2 separate regions of the Homo sapiens genome follow, and region 1 is linked to region 2. The links are chromatin contacts, found by Hi-C or POLR2A ChIA-PET in ENCODE. All regions are on one chromosome and are shown on one strand. The core of a region is the stretch at or near the end of the contact, and the rest is flanking DNA. Distances in the headings are between cores, read along the strand shown.

Evidence for each region. Hi-C counts contacts between places; a loop is a spot of excess contacts on that map. ChIA-PET counts read pairs that join two places held with the same protein, here RNA polymerase II (POLR2A). Pooled maps may share reads with other maps.
Region 1: a loop to region 2 is called in a pooled map, with 2.1 times the contacts of the local background. The contact joins the promoter of NACC1 here to the enhancer-like site in region 2. A Hi-C loop is called at or near these places in 1 of 168 maps with a recorded cell type or tissue (natural killer cell) and 6 of 50 pooled maps. POLR2A ChIA-PET finds 5 or more read pairs at or near these places in 9 of 52 experiments (A549, AG04450, B cell and 5 more).

The regions. Positions count from the first base shown.
Region 1 is chr19:13,114,627-13,120,609 of GRCh38, forward strand. NACC1 (nucleus accumbens associated 1) reads left to right here and starts at 3,638. Exons shown (of 6, transcript NM_052876.4): 1 at 3,638-3,828. TRMT1 (tRNA methyltransferase 1) reads right to left here and starts at 2,114. Exons shown (of 17, transcript NM_001136035.4): 1 at 2,027-2,114; 2 at 1,520-1,805; 3 at 1,371-1,426; 4 at 1,000-1,142; 5 at 653-840. The coding sequence starts at 1,773. RefSeq lists enhancers at 2,108-2,297, 3,258-3,407, 4,683-5,184, 5,185-5,685 and silencers at 3,448-3,647, 4,198-4,247.
Region 2 is chr19:13,030,027-13,035,660 of GRCh38, forward strand. All of the region lies in intron 2 of NFIX (nuclear factor I X), which reads left to right. Among named protein-coding and RNA genes, the nearest start is that of NFIX-AS1, 18 kb to the left of the region's middle. Within about 2 kb of position 4,330, at least 24 of the 41 ENCODE cell types and tissues checked have a DNase peak (open chromatin) inside an H3K27ac peak, as active enhancers do.

The sequences.
Region 1 (5,983 bases), core at 2,388-4,887, 84 kb after region 2:
ACTCTAGCCTGGGCAACAGAGCGAGACTCCGTGTCAAAAAATAAATAAATAAATAAAAATAAAAATTAGCCAGGCGTGGTGGCACGTGCCTGTAATCCCAGCTACTCGGGAGGCTGAGGCAGGGGAATGGCTTGAACCCGGGAGGCGGAGGTTGCAATGAGCTGAGATCGTGCCACTGCACTCCAGCCTGGGCAACAAGGGCGAGACTACATCTCAAAAAACAAACAAACAAGCAAACAAACAAAAAAAGGCTGTGAGCCCCACAGGCTATAGTTTGCCAACTCTTGCGAAGGTCACCAATTTTGCATGTTTTGTTTCCTGATGCATTTCCAGTTCTTGAAAACGGTGCCTGACACATAGCAGACACTGGATATACTATGGCTCATTTGAATGAATAAAAGGAGTGTAAGAAGTTAAAACAGAGACCAGGATGCTACTTATTTCTGGCACAGAGTATGGATCATACCATAATTATCTATTACTCATCACAGCAACCCCTGTAAAACTAATTTTCTCAGTTGACAGACAAGGAAACTGGGGCTCAAAGAGGCTAAGTCACTCACTCAAGGTCACAGAGTGAGAATGTGACAGAGCCAGAATTTGACCCCAGGCAGGCTTGTCCCAGAGCTAGGCTGTGATGCCCAGAACCTACCGGGCATCTGCTTGGCTCGGCTGTACCAGGTGGGCCACGTCATTGAGCTGGACATTCCGGCGTATGAGATCCACAGCCCGGGTGGAGGCATCGTTTGCAACCACAGATCTGAGCCCAGGCACCTCTAGGGCAAATCGAATGGAACGTAGGCCTGAAGCTGCCAGGCCTTCCAGCACATGCAGGCCTTCCTGTTGGAGTAAGCAGAAAACCTCCCTCACATCTCCACCTCCATCCTCTTCTGGGCCCCAAGGAGCCCCCACCACCCACCTCCTATAGCTCTCCCCCTCCAGGAGCCCTCTGTCTCCCGCTAAATTCCAGGGCTGCCAGCTCCTATGCTCAGGCCCCACCTCACAGATCTCCCCCACGGCCGCTGTGCGAGGTTGGTCTCCTGAGGCCAGGTTTTCACTCTCTTTCAGTTCAACCTTTTCCTCCTCTTGCTCTGACAAGTCCACGACCACTTTTTGCGTGTCCTTCTCTCCTGGAACCTTGACTGCAGCCACCCAGAGGCACAAGTCAGAGAATAACAAGGTCCCCTCTGAGAAACCTCCCCTTAATCTCCAAAATATCGTCCCTGAAATCCCTGCGGAAAGGCTGAAGGAGCAGAACCCAGGGCCTGCTATGTGGCTGAAGCCCCTCTGGATTTGGGCGGCAGAAGAGCCCAGGCAGGGAGATAAACTTGTGTGACCCCCGCCCACCAGAAGCCTGGACCTCCACTCACTCTGGATTCCTTTGGCCCCAAGCTGAATGCGAGCAAACTCGGTGATCACAGCACATCTGGTGGGAGACAGAGGACTAGCTCATACCCCGCCCCCGCCATCCACACTGACCCACTAGCCGATGCCAGGCTAACGTCTGACCCCTGCTCACGTCAGGTCCCGATTGAATTCCTGCACCGGGTTATAAAAGACCTCGTTGGCACTGGGAAAGGCGATTTTGGCAGCCCCCTCGGTGACTGTCGTCTCCTGGACTTCACGTGGACGTTCTTCTCCGTAGGGCCCGGTGCCGTTCTCCATCGCTGCTGTATTCGGCAGCCCTGGAGACTGCCACTCGAAAAACCGGGCTCTAGAGAGCACCCGGGCGGAGCGGAAAGTGAGGCTTAGCCACAGAGACGATCCTTGCATGAGACATCCGCTGGCGCCTCCGCCCGCCAAGCCTGGTTCGGGGGGCGGGGGAGGGCACAGAGAGGGTCAGAGAGCCGCATTCCGGGCCCGGGGATGTCCTACATATCTATGAGGTAGGGACTAGGAAAACCTGCGGCCTCGGTAAGCTGATATCCCCTCGTTTTGGGGATGACTGGTCCCTGTGGAGCCGATGCCCTCGTGCAGGCCCGCCCCGAGTCCGAATCCCTCCCCGCGCTGCCTAGCCCGTCCTCACCTGCTCTCGTAGCCACAGAAAACCGAATTAGTCAAGGTGCACGTTTCCCGAATTAGGACCTGGGCGCCGCCATGTTGGCACAGTGGGTGGGCGAATCACATGATAGTGGTTGGCCAGTCAATGAGGAAACGTACGGTGGGCGGCCGGGATCAAAATGAAAGCCATAAAGGAAGCGCGCTGATCGTGCTGTTCCGGGGGTGTTAATCACAGTGGATCCCCTGGGAGAGGACACGTCCCTAGTCCCATTTCACAGATGAGGAAGTTGTGGCTCAGAAAAGGGGCGGTAAGCGGAGAAACCCAACACTTATTGGTCCTCTTCTGTGTTCTGGGTGCTATATACACATTATTTCAGAGCACCCTGCAGGAATGACTCAGGCTCTGGAGTTGGATTTACCGGGTTTGAATCTCAGTCCCATCACATGCTCTGGGCAGGTTACTCCCGCGGCTTCACTTTTCTTACCTATTAAATGAGAATCGTGGTTTCTCAGATAGAGCAAAGATTAAATGACAGATTCCTGGAAAGTGTGCAAAGAACCACTCTAACATTGTAAGCGCTCGGTAAAGTTCTAACCAGTGTATGAAGGCAGGACAGCGAAGTGGTCCCGGCTACCTGGGTTCCAGTCTCAGCTCGCCCTGCGACTTGTTAACTCTGAACTTAAGTTACCGCTTTTGCAAAATGGGCAGAACTTTTTTTTACCATTTGTTACTGGGTTGTAGTGAGAAGTAAACGAGTTAGTGCAGGTAAAATGCTAACAGAACCTAGCATCCGGTAAGCATCATAAAAGTCTTAGGTCTTATTGTCGCTTTTGAGCCTGTGTTTAAATCCTGGCACCTACCATCACTTCCTTGCTGTGTGATGATCTTGACCAGCTTTCTTCATTTCTCTGTGCCTCCTTTTCTTTCTTTCTTTCTTTTTTTTTTTTTTTTGAGACGGAGTCTCGCCCAGGCTGGAGTGCAGTGGCATGATCTCGGCTCACTGCAACCACCGCCTCCCGGGTGCAAGCGATTCTTCTGCCTCAGTCTCCCGAGTAGCTGGGATTACAAGCGCATGCCATCACGCCCGGCTAATTTTTGTATTTTTAGTAGAGACAGAGTTTCACCATATTGGCCAGGCTGGTTTCGAACTCCTGACCTCAGGCGATCCACCCACCTCGGTCTCCCAAAGTGCTGGGATTACAGGCGTGAGACACCGCGCCCAGCTGCCTTTATTTTCTATAGTGTGTCTGTAGCAGTTCTCACTAAAAAATGTTACTGTGTAGTTTAAACGAGCTAATTCCCATAAAGAATGTAACGCAGTGCCTGCCACAATAAACAGCAGTCATTATTGTTTTTGTTTTACAGGAAACTAAAGTTCGGAAAGGTAGAGCGACTTGCCCAAGGTCGCGGGACTAGAAGGTGGCGGGGCCAGGATTCGAACCATCGAGCTGAGCCGACGTACTGGCGAGGATCCCCCAGGGGCATAGAGAGGAGACGGAGCCGGTTAGAAGGGGCGCGCTCGGAGCTCGGCTGGCCTCGCCTGGAGGGCGGGGCCCGAGGGCGGTGCGCGGGCGGGGCCGGGGCCGCTCCTCCCTGGCCTGGCTGCGGCGGCAGCGCGGCTTGCGCTCGCTCGGCGCTCGGCTGGGGCGGCCTGGCCCACAATGAATGGCCGCCGCGGCTGCCGCTGCTGCTGAGGCGGAGGCCGCGGAGGCCGCGGAGGCGGAGGCCGAGGCCCCGGCGCAGCGGGGCGCGCCCCGGGCCCAGGCCCGGCCCCAGCCGCCGCTGCGGAGCCCGCCGGGACCCCCCGGAGCGCGGCCACGGCGCAGGTGAGGCGGCCCGCCTCAGGCCCGGTTCCGGCCTCCTCCAGCCGGGGCGGCCCGAGGGCTGAGTGGGGAGGGCCTGGGTGCTTTCTCGGACCGAGGAGGAGCCGGGCCCGCAGCCTGCACTGTGCCCGGGCAGGCGAGTGTGTGGAGGCCCAGCTACCGCGGGCGGCCTTGAGCGTCCAGCCCGAGCTTCAGGGCTTGGGGGCGGCAGGATCGTACCTGGACCGCTCCCCCGTCTCCCAGCGAGGGAGGGGGCCAGGTCGGGCCGGGGCAGGTACCGGGGATCCGGGGAAGTTGGAGGGTCCGAGGCGGAAAAGTGAGGAGGTTCTCGTGGATGCCGGAGGGGGAGGGGGAGGGGGAGGAGGAGTCGGGCTCCGGCCAGGCCGAGTGGGGGAGGAGAGGAGAGCGGCGCGGCCGGAGGGGGGCGGGGAGGGGCCGGGCCTGCAGGTACCGCCTGGGCGCTGGAGGAGGTGGGTGGGTCAAGTTACAGGCCTGGGGGCGGCTGAGGAGAAGCCCAGGAAGTGGGGCACGGCGGGTGTGGGCGGAGTTACTTCGTGTGGGGGCGGATAGGAGATCCCAGAGATGTTTTCCGGGGGTCACATGAGGTCAGGACTCAGATGTGGGGAGGGGGAGGCTAGATGTGGGGGCGATCAGGTAAGGTGAGGGACTGCTGTAGGAGTTTTGGGAGTCGAGAGAGCAGAGCCTTTTGGGCTAGGCTAGGGGGGATGTGGGGGCAGGTCAGGAAAAGCTGGTGTGACCAGAAGGTATATACTAAGATGCGCCCCCCACCGCCCCCAACTCAAGTGTTAAGGGGTTCCGTCTTTCTCACACCTCATCCCTGAAGCCTCTAGAGTCCTGACCCTACCCCTTGGGCAAGCCTCTGCCAACTGTTCAAAGGCACTGGCCAGTGGGTGTTTGTGTGGGCAGCTGGAGACAGTCTGGAACACCTAGCTTAGGCATCTTGTTTATCACAAGGTGGCCCTTGCCCACCCCCACCTTATATATCTACAGGGAGGCAGCCCAGCAGACGTTACCTGGGTATTTTAGGATCCTGCATTCTTTCTCTACCTTTTGTGGCCAGAAGCTGGTGGTTCAAGCCTAGTGGATGGGACCTCACAGCAACCATCGTATATATTAGTACCATGGCCTCCCAGGCACCAACTCCTTGAGCCTGAGTTCTGTGTGCCATCTCCCTGGGGGTGAAGAATTAGAGGGAATGAGCATGTAAAACTCTGTTGATGGTGGTTTGGAGGCTCCCGACGGGGTGAAGGCAGGGCACAGAGAAGAGTTAAGGGGATCAAATCAGGCACTCACACCCTGGCCCAGGGATCTACCTCTGGGACACTCGTCCTGGGCCAGGCCCTGTGCCGAGCTCGCTGGTCGGATGAGCTCATTGATGGCTCACCACCACCAGTTCAACTTAGGCCTTCTCTGGGGTCCAGACGAGGAAGCTGAGGCTCGGGGTGGTGTGGCTTGTCTCAGATCACATGAGCAGACAGTGGCTGAACTGGGATTGTCTGACCCTCAGCCCAAACCCATAGTCACTCAAGTGGCCTTCCAGGAGGGTGACTGAAGGAGCTCCTCGTTCTGGATTCCCTGGCGGGCGTTCTCCTCCGTCCAGGCCTTCCCTTCTGCTCACCCCGGGGGATGGGTCAATCCCCTTTGGGACAGACTGAGTTTCCATGGTGTCCCCGGGGAATGGAACAGTGGAGGTATCTTTCTCGGAGGCCTGGTCACCCCTTCTTCCCCATTTCCCTCCTGGGAGCCAAGAGGTCAGGAGTCATGGAACTGTGGGCTGACCGTGGGAAGCTGAGGAGGCCTGGCACCACCAGGGCTGGACTTGACTTTGCTTGCCTAGACTGTTTTTGCCCCACTTTGGCCCCCAGTCGGATGGCAGCAGCTTTTGTTCCTTTCTGGGCTAATTGCAAGGCTGTTACCAGGGTGTCCTTGGGACTTTGATTTGGGATCTTCAGCACCTGAGGCAGGAGCCACAAACTGCTGGGTCAAGTGGTGTCAGCCAGTTCTGGGTTTAATGATGGGTTGTCACCCTAATTCTCCCCAGTCTCCCTATAGTTCCCAGGACACCCTCCAACCTGGGCCCTGCCCTTCTTGCCTGTCTGGCTAGCCACTTGGTTCTAGGAGGAGTAGGAACTGGGCC
Region 2 (5,634 bases), core at 3,080-5,579:
CCCGCCGCTTTCTCCAGGTCCACCCCCACCATGGACCCTGTGCCGCCTCATCCATTGCCTCCTTTTTCAAGGCCCAGAAATGCCACTGGTCTGCGTCTTTGAGGCAGCGCCATCTGGTGCCAGGGCTGACAAAGATCGCAGGGCCCTGGAACTGACGCCTAAAATTAGCAGGATCTACAGATTATCTTTTAACCCAATGTAGGGTCCCCTTTAGAACATCCCAGAAGAGGTGTCACTGTCATTCAAAGGTCAGCTTTGGTTGTAAAATTCTTCCATTCTTCCATGTCTAGCTTGTAGGATGGTTCCAGGGATTAAACCAGCTAATATGTAAAGATACCGGCACATAGCAGGACGGCAGCTGCTGTGATTGAGGACAATTGTTATGATTTAGGGAGCCCAAGGCTGACTCTCTGTCACCTTTACTTGTTGGTCTTTTTTTTCTCTTAAGGGATGACCCAGGTGAAAGCTGATTTTCCTGTAACAGGACAGCATTTGAAATACCAAAGGCAGCTCTTATGTCTCCCTTCCACCCTTCTCCCCAGGAAGCTGTCTCCTCTCCAGCCTGAATATCACCAGTCCCTAATGCCTCCCACATTTCACATGGCTCCTAGTGCCCTTGCCATTTTGGTAACCACCTCCTGGAAGCCCTCTGGTTTGTTTTGGTCCCTCTGATTCATAAAATTTCTGAAACTGGAGTGTTCAGAATTGAACACAGAAACTCCAAGCATGATCAGATCCTAGCCAGCCATGGTGGCTACATAATTTTCAGGGCCTTCCAGCTACATACTGTGCAGGGCTCAGTGCAAAATGAAAATGTGGGGCTCCTTGTTCAAAATTTTTAGGAATTACAGCACGACATCAGTTAGAGCATTTAACCAAGCGTGGGGGGCACGCAAGTTGCACACCCGTGAAGCTGGCCCTGGCCACCTTTGTTTTGGACATTCGTGTCTGTTAATACAACTTGGGGTGCTGGGTCTGGGTGATGTGGAATAATGATGGGGCTCAGGCTGGCCTCAGAGCGGGGCATGACCCCAAAGAGGAGAACAGAAATGCCCAGACCCAATCCTTATGCTTGGGCTTGGTCTTATTCTCAGACTCCTTTGACCACCTGCTCTTGTCCCTTTTGTTCATAGTGCTGTCCACCCAACCAGTCAAGAGCTCCCATTGCCTACAACATGCAGGGGGTTTCTCAGTAGAGTGCTTGCTCTGCTGGCTGAATTGGAGGCTATGACATGGGGGAAAAAAGAGTCACCTTTGTCGGAGCTTGAGCCAGCAAAGCGCCGACCGTGAACAAGCCAGAGGGGACCTAGAGGCCTGATCCCATAATTATGGGCATGGTGACCAGCCGTGCTCTATTGCTGACCCAGAGGAAACAGGGCTACTCTGCAGCAGAAGGGCTGGGGTCCAGACGTGCAGAAGGACTTCCTGAGAACTTGGTTTACTTTTTGGCGCTTCCAAAGCATGGTAGAATTCCCTTTATCCATGAAATGCACACTTAGTCAACTTACTGTGAGCAAGGTCCTGGCCTAGGGGTTCCTAGATCTCTAAGAATAAGAGAATCTTGCGTGTACCTGGCAGGCTTTGGGTAAAGGCCCGATGATATCTTCTAGAAGGCTTCCTCCCGTAGGCGTAGGCGTGAACCTGCAGTGACCCATGCTGGAGGGGAGGGAAAGCCCAAAGGGCCTTATTTGGGGGATAGCTCACAGTGGGCTGTGAATTGGGAGGCAAGGTCCTTCTTGGCCACCCTCTAGTGTTACAGAGACCTGGGATGCCAGAGGAAGAGTGGGTTAGAAGGGGTAATGAGGCCAGTGCTACGTTCTCCCTCTGTCCTGGCTTCCTGTAGCAGCTGGGCAGAGAGGGGACAGCTGAGTGTCCCCTTTTCTGCCTAGGGAAGAAGGTGACTCCCTCCCCACCCCTTTTTCTCTTTGCCCTGTCCGTCCCATCCCTCCACCCCCGCCCTTCTGTCTCAGGAGCTGCCACGCTTCAGTTATTTTATCCTTCAGTGTCCGATTCAGAAGTCTTTTCAAAGGCCCCAGCCGTGTCAGCGCGGTGCTCGCACAAAAGGCCTCTTTGATTTCTTGTTTGTTTTCATTTGCCAGTGGAGGGGGAGGGGGGCAGGAGAGAAAGAGCTTCTGGGTTTTAAAATTTTTATTTGGGTTGCTTCATTCTCAGAGGAGTTGGCTCCCTGGAACTCCTTTCTGAGTTGGGGGCTCAGAGTTGAACGGCAGCCTTCTGAAGAGAGGGCTAGTGTAGGAGTGGAGGGTTGGGTGGAGCTCCCAGGGTGACAGGAGGAGGTGTAGGGGTTTAAATATAGTTATTGATTCATCCTACAAACACTTTGGGCAGATCTTATGTGCTAGGCCTAAGGGCAGCCCTGCCTGTTGGGTAGAGGAAAGGTCTGAGGTGTCTGGCACATGACATTCCCCTGTGTGTTGCATCGTTCGAGGACTCCTCACAGCTGTGGATTTGCACAGTTGTGAACTTTGACTTTGTTATTTTTCCTTTTTTGTCCCAGATTCCGCCTTTGAAGGGATTCTACTAGCATACACACTTCTTGGAGACTCAGTACTTCAGAATACAGGTTGGGGCTTCCCACCCTAAATCAGAGAATGAGGGAGAGGGAGTGAGAGGTTTATAGAGCAGCTAGGTGTCTTCCTGGGAATGGTGTGCAGAGGACCTGGGCCCACAGCTTGTTTTGGACTTTGAGGGCAGGTCAGTGCTGCTGAGACCTTGGTGAGTAGGGAGTTGAGGCCAAAAAGAAATGGAAGGCCATGTTTGTCCAAGGTTTCGAACAAGAGACACCCAAACCAGTGCCTGTTGGGGTGCGTACCTTAACACATGTGGGCACGTCCCTATATCCCAGTAAGAAGAGGTGCAGCCTGCTGGTTTACATGCCTGTATGGAGGCCTAATTGTCAGGGCTTGGGAAGAGAGTGCCACAGACCGAGACTCAGGCAGGTGGTCACGGGCATCAGCAACAGGGAAGTGTGCCCATTGGGTGAGGGGGGGCTCACAGGGCCTGGTTGGCAGACGGGAGGAGGAGGCTGGGGGGCTGAGAGATAGATAAATATAGCTGATGGCATTTCTGATGATAGGTTTTTCTTGGCACCAAGGGCACCGTGGAAAACAGCACGACAAACGCCCGGCCCTGCAGGCCGCCGTCGCCATTTTAAGCATGTTTGAGTTTAAGGGTTGTTGGCGTTAGAATAGGGTCCCAGGAGGAGGAGGGCCTAGGGAGGAGAAGTTTGGCTGGACTGGACCTTACCCCCCAGGTGCCTGGGTCCCTTACTTTGTCTATAATGGATATCTCGTACCTTATTTCCTGGCCCTTTGGGGATTTAAAAAATATTCTGGGGCTGCCCTTTATGGGTCTGTCTCCCAAGTGACTTATTTCACCACCAGCTGCCATGGACTATCAGTAGGGGGCATCTTGGCTCTTCTCTCACTCCTGATGCCTTACTGATGACATGGCATGCCACCACCACCCCAGTACAGGGTACTTATTAGCTGTTATTTGGGGACACCCAATAACTTAAGGGGCACCTGTTTGTCCAGGCTCCTAACAACTTCTTGTCCCCTGTGGGCATGCCCTTGGTCTCTATCCCCTGCTTTAATTCCATTTTTCCATTGAAGGCCCTCTATGGCTTTAGCACCAGGCTAAGTCCTCTCTATGTATTAATTCCCTGAATTCTCACCCTGATTCTAGTTTTAAGCCTGTGCTCCTGGCTGGGTGTGTGTGCACTCAGGTGATGTGCATAATATGTGTAGTGAGGAATCAGCAAACCAGACCTGGGGACCAGGGAGGCTTCCTAGAAGACGACCTACTTGACCTGCACCTTGAAAGACAGTGAGGAATTAGCTCGTTTTGTCAGCTGCCTGAGCCTTCTCAGTGTGCCTGGAGCTGATTCCCTCCTCACAATGGTTGAGTGATATAGACAGGGCAGGTATTATTGTATCTACTGTACAGAGGAGGACCCGAAGTACAGAGATGACAGGGGACTCTGGTCACATGATGAGTTTCTGGCAGAAGGGGCCGGCTTCTAGGTCACTGAGTACCTGGAGCTCATTCTGAGGGCATCGCTGCTCCTTGAACTTCATCAGGATTACTGGCTTTGGCAGAGTCTCAGAGGAGAAAACCTCAAGGGTCCCTGTTGGAGCCAGTTTCATCATTGTGGTCTCTGTCACTCTCTAGAAGAGAGCCCAGCTTGCGGCTCAGCTCAAGGGCTCCCCCAGTGGCTGAGTATGTGGGGTGGAAACAGAGAATGGGCACCTGGCCCTGTCCTGACACTGGCCTCCCTCCCTCCTGACAGGCCATGGCTCCCTGGATCCCTGCCACCAACCTCGAGAGGCAGCATGCTAGCATAGACGGGCTGAGTCTAGCATAGACAGGGGCCAGGTTGGCTGGATGCTCTCACCCTGCTGCAGCCAGCTCTGCTTCTTTTCATATCTCCCTGGAGCATGGGGGAGGGATCCCACCTGACCTTCTCAGGTAGAGGAGGCAGGAAGTCTAGGTGTGAGGCCAGGCAGGTTCTGCTAGACCTTGGGATTCCTGATCCTTGCACTGTCACACCCTTTTCCTGGGAGTGTCCTTGGAATCAGTTTGAAATAAAAATGAATGTAATTATCATAATTAACCAGGTGATCGCTGGAAGTTTTACAATAATCTGCTACTCATTGCCTTTTTCACTTCTTCACATTGACTCTCACCTTTATCCCTTTCTTAAAGTTGGAAAACTCTCGGGGTGTGTATATAAAAACTCTCCTAGCATGACTAAGGCTGGGTTCAGGGAGAGGCTGGCTCACCGCTCTAGATTTTCGTCTGTGTCCATGATAATTAGACAGAGGCTTACCTCTCACCATTGATATCAGCTCCCCTTGAGCAGCATTTCCCAACTGCGGAACTGTTGACATTCGAGTGAGATCATTCTGTGTCTTGGGGGACTGTCTTGGACATTGTAGAGTTTTAGCGGAATCTCTGGCCTTGACCCGCTAGAAATCAGTTGCACCTCCCTCCCCAAGGTGTGACAACCAAAAATATCTCCAGACATTTCTAAGAGTTCCCTGGGAACAGAATCATGCATGGCTGAGAACCTCTGGCCTGGAAGAAACAGGGATTCAGACAGAATGCCACCTGTGTTCACCTCTTGCCTCACCGCCAGTTTAGGTCCTCATTTACCTTGTGTTGAATGTCGACTGAACCTCTGAGCATCGTCTACTCCTGTGTGTCCTGTGTTGTTTTCGCTTTTCCGGATAGCAGAGCCCTGGGCTGAAGCAGTTTGGGGGCTTTCCCCTTTCACCTCCCCCTGGTTGGAACTGTAAGCCTGCCTCCAAGTCCCCTACTGAGTTATTCCTCTCTGATTTTTTGCATAGTGGTCTCTGTGTGCTGGGGCTGCTGATCTGGGGAACAGGACAGGGGATCTGCTACTGGGCTGACCCAGGCCTGTGCAGCAACCGGTAATCCTGTCAGGCCCGTATCAGACCCCAAAGAACAGCAGACGTTTGTTTCTGCAGCATGAGACACGGAGACCAGAACTGTTGTCTGGGTCTTAGTACTACTCTTTTTAAATGATTTGATTTTTTTTTTTTATTATAGTAGTAAAACACATTCTTTGTAAAAATTTAACAATAGAGAATG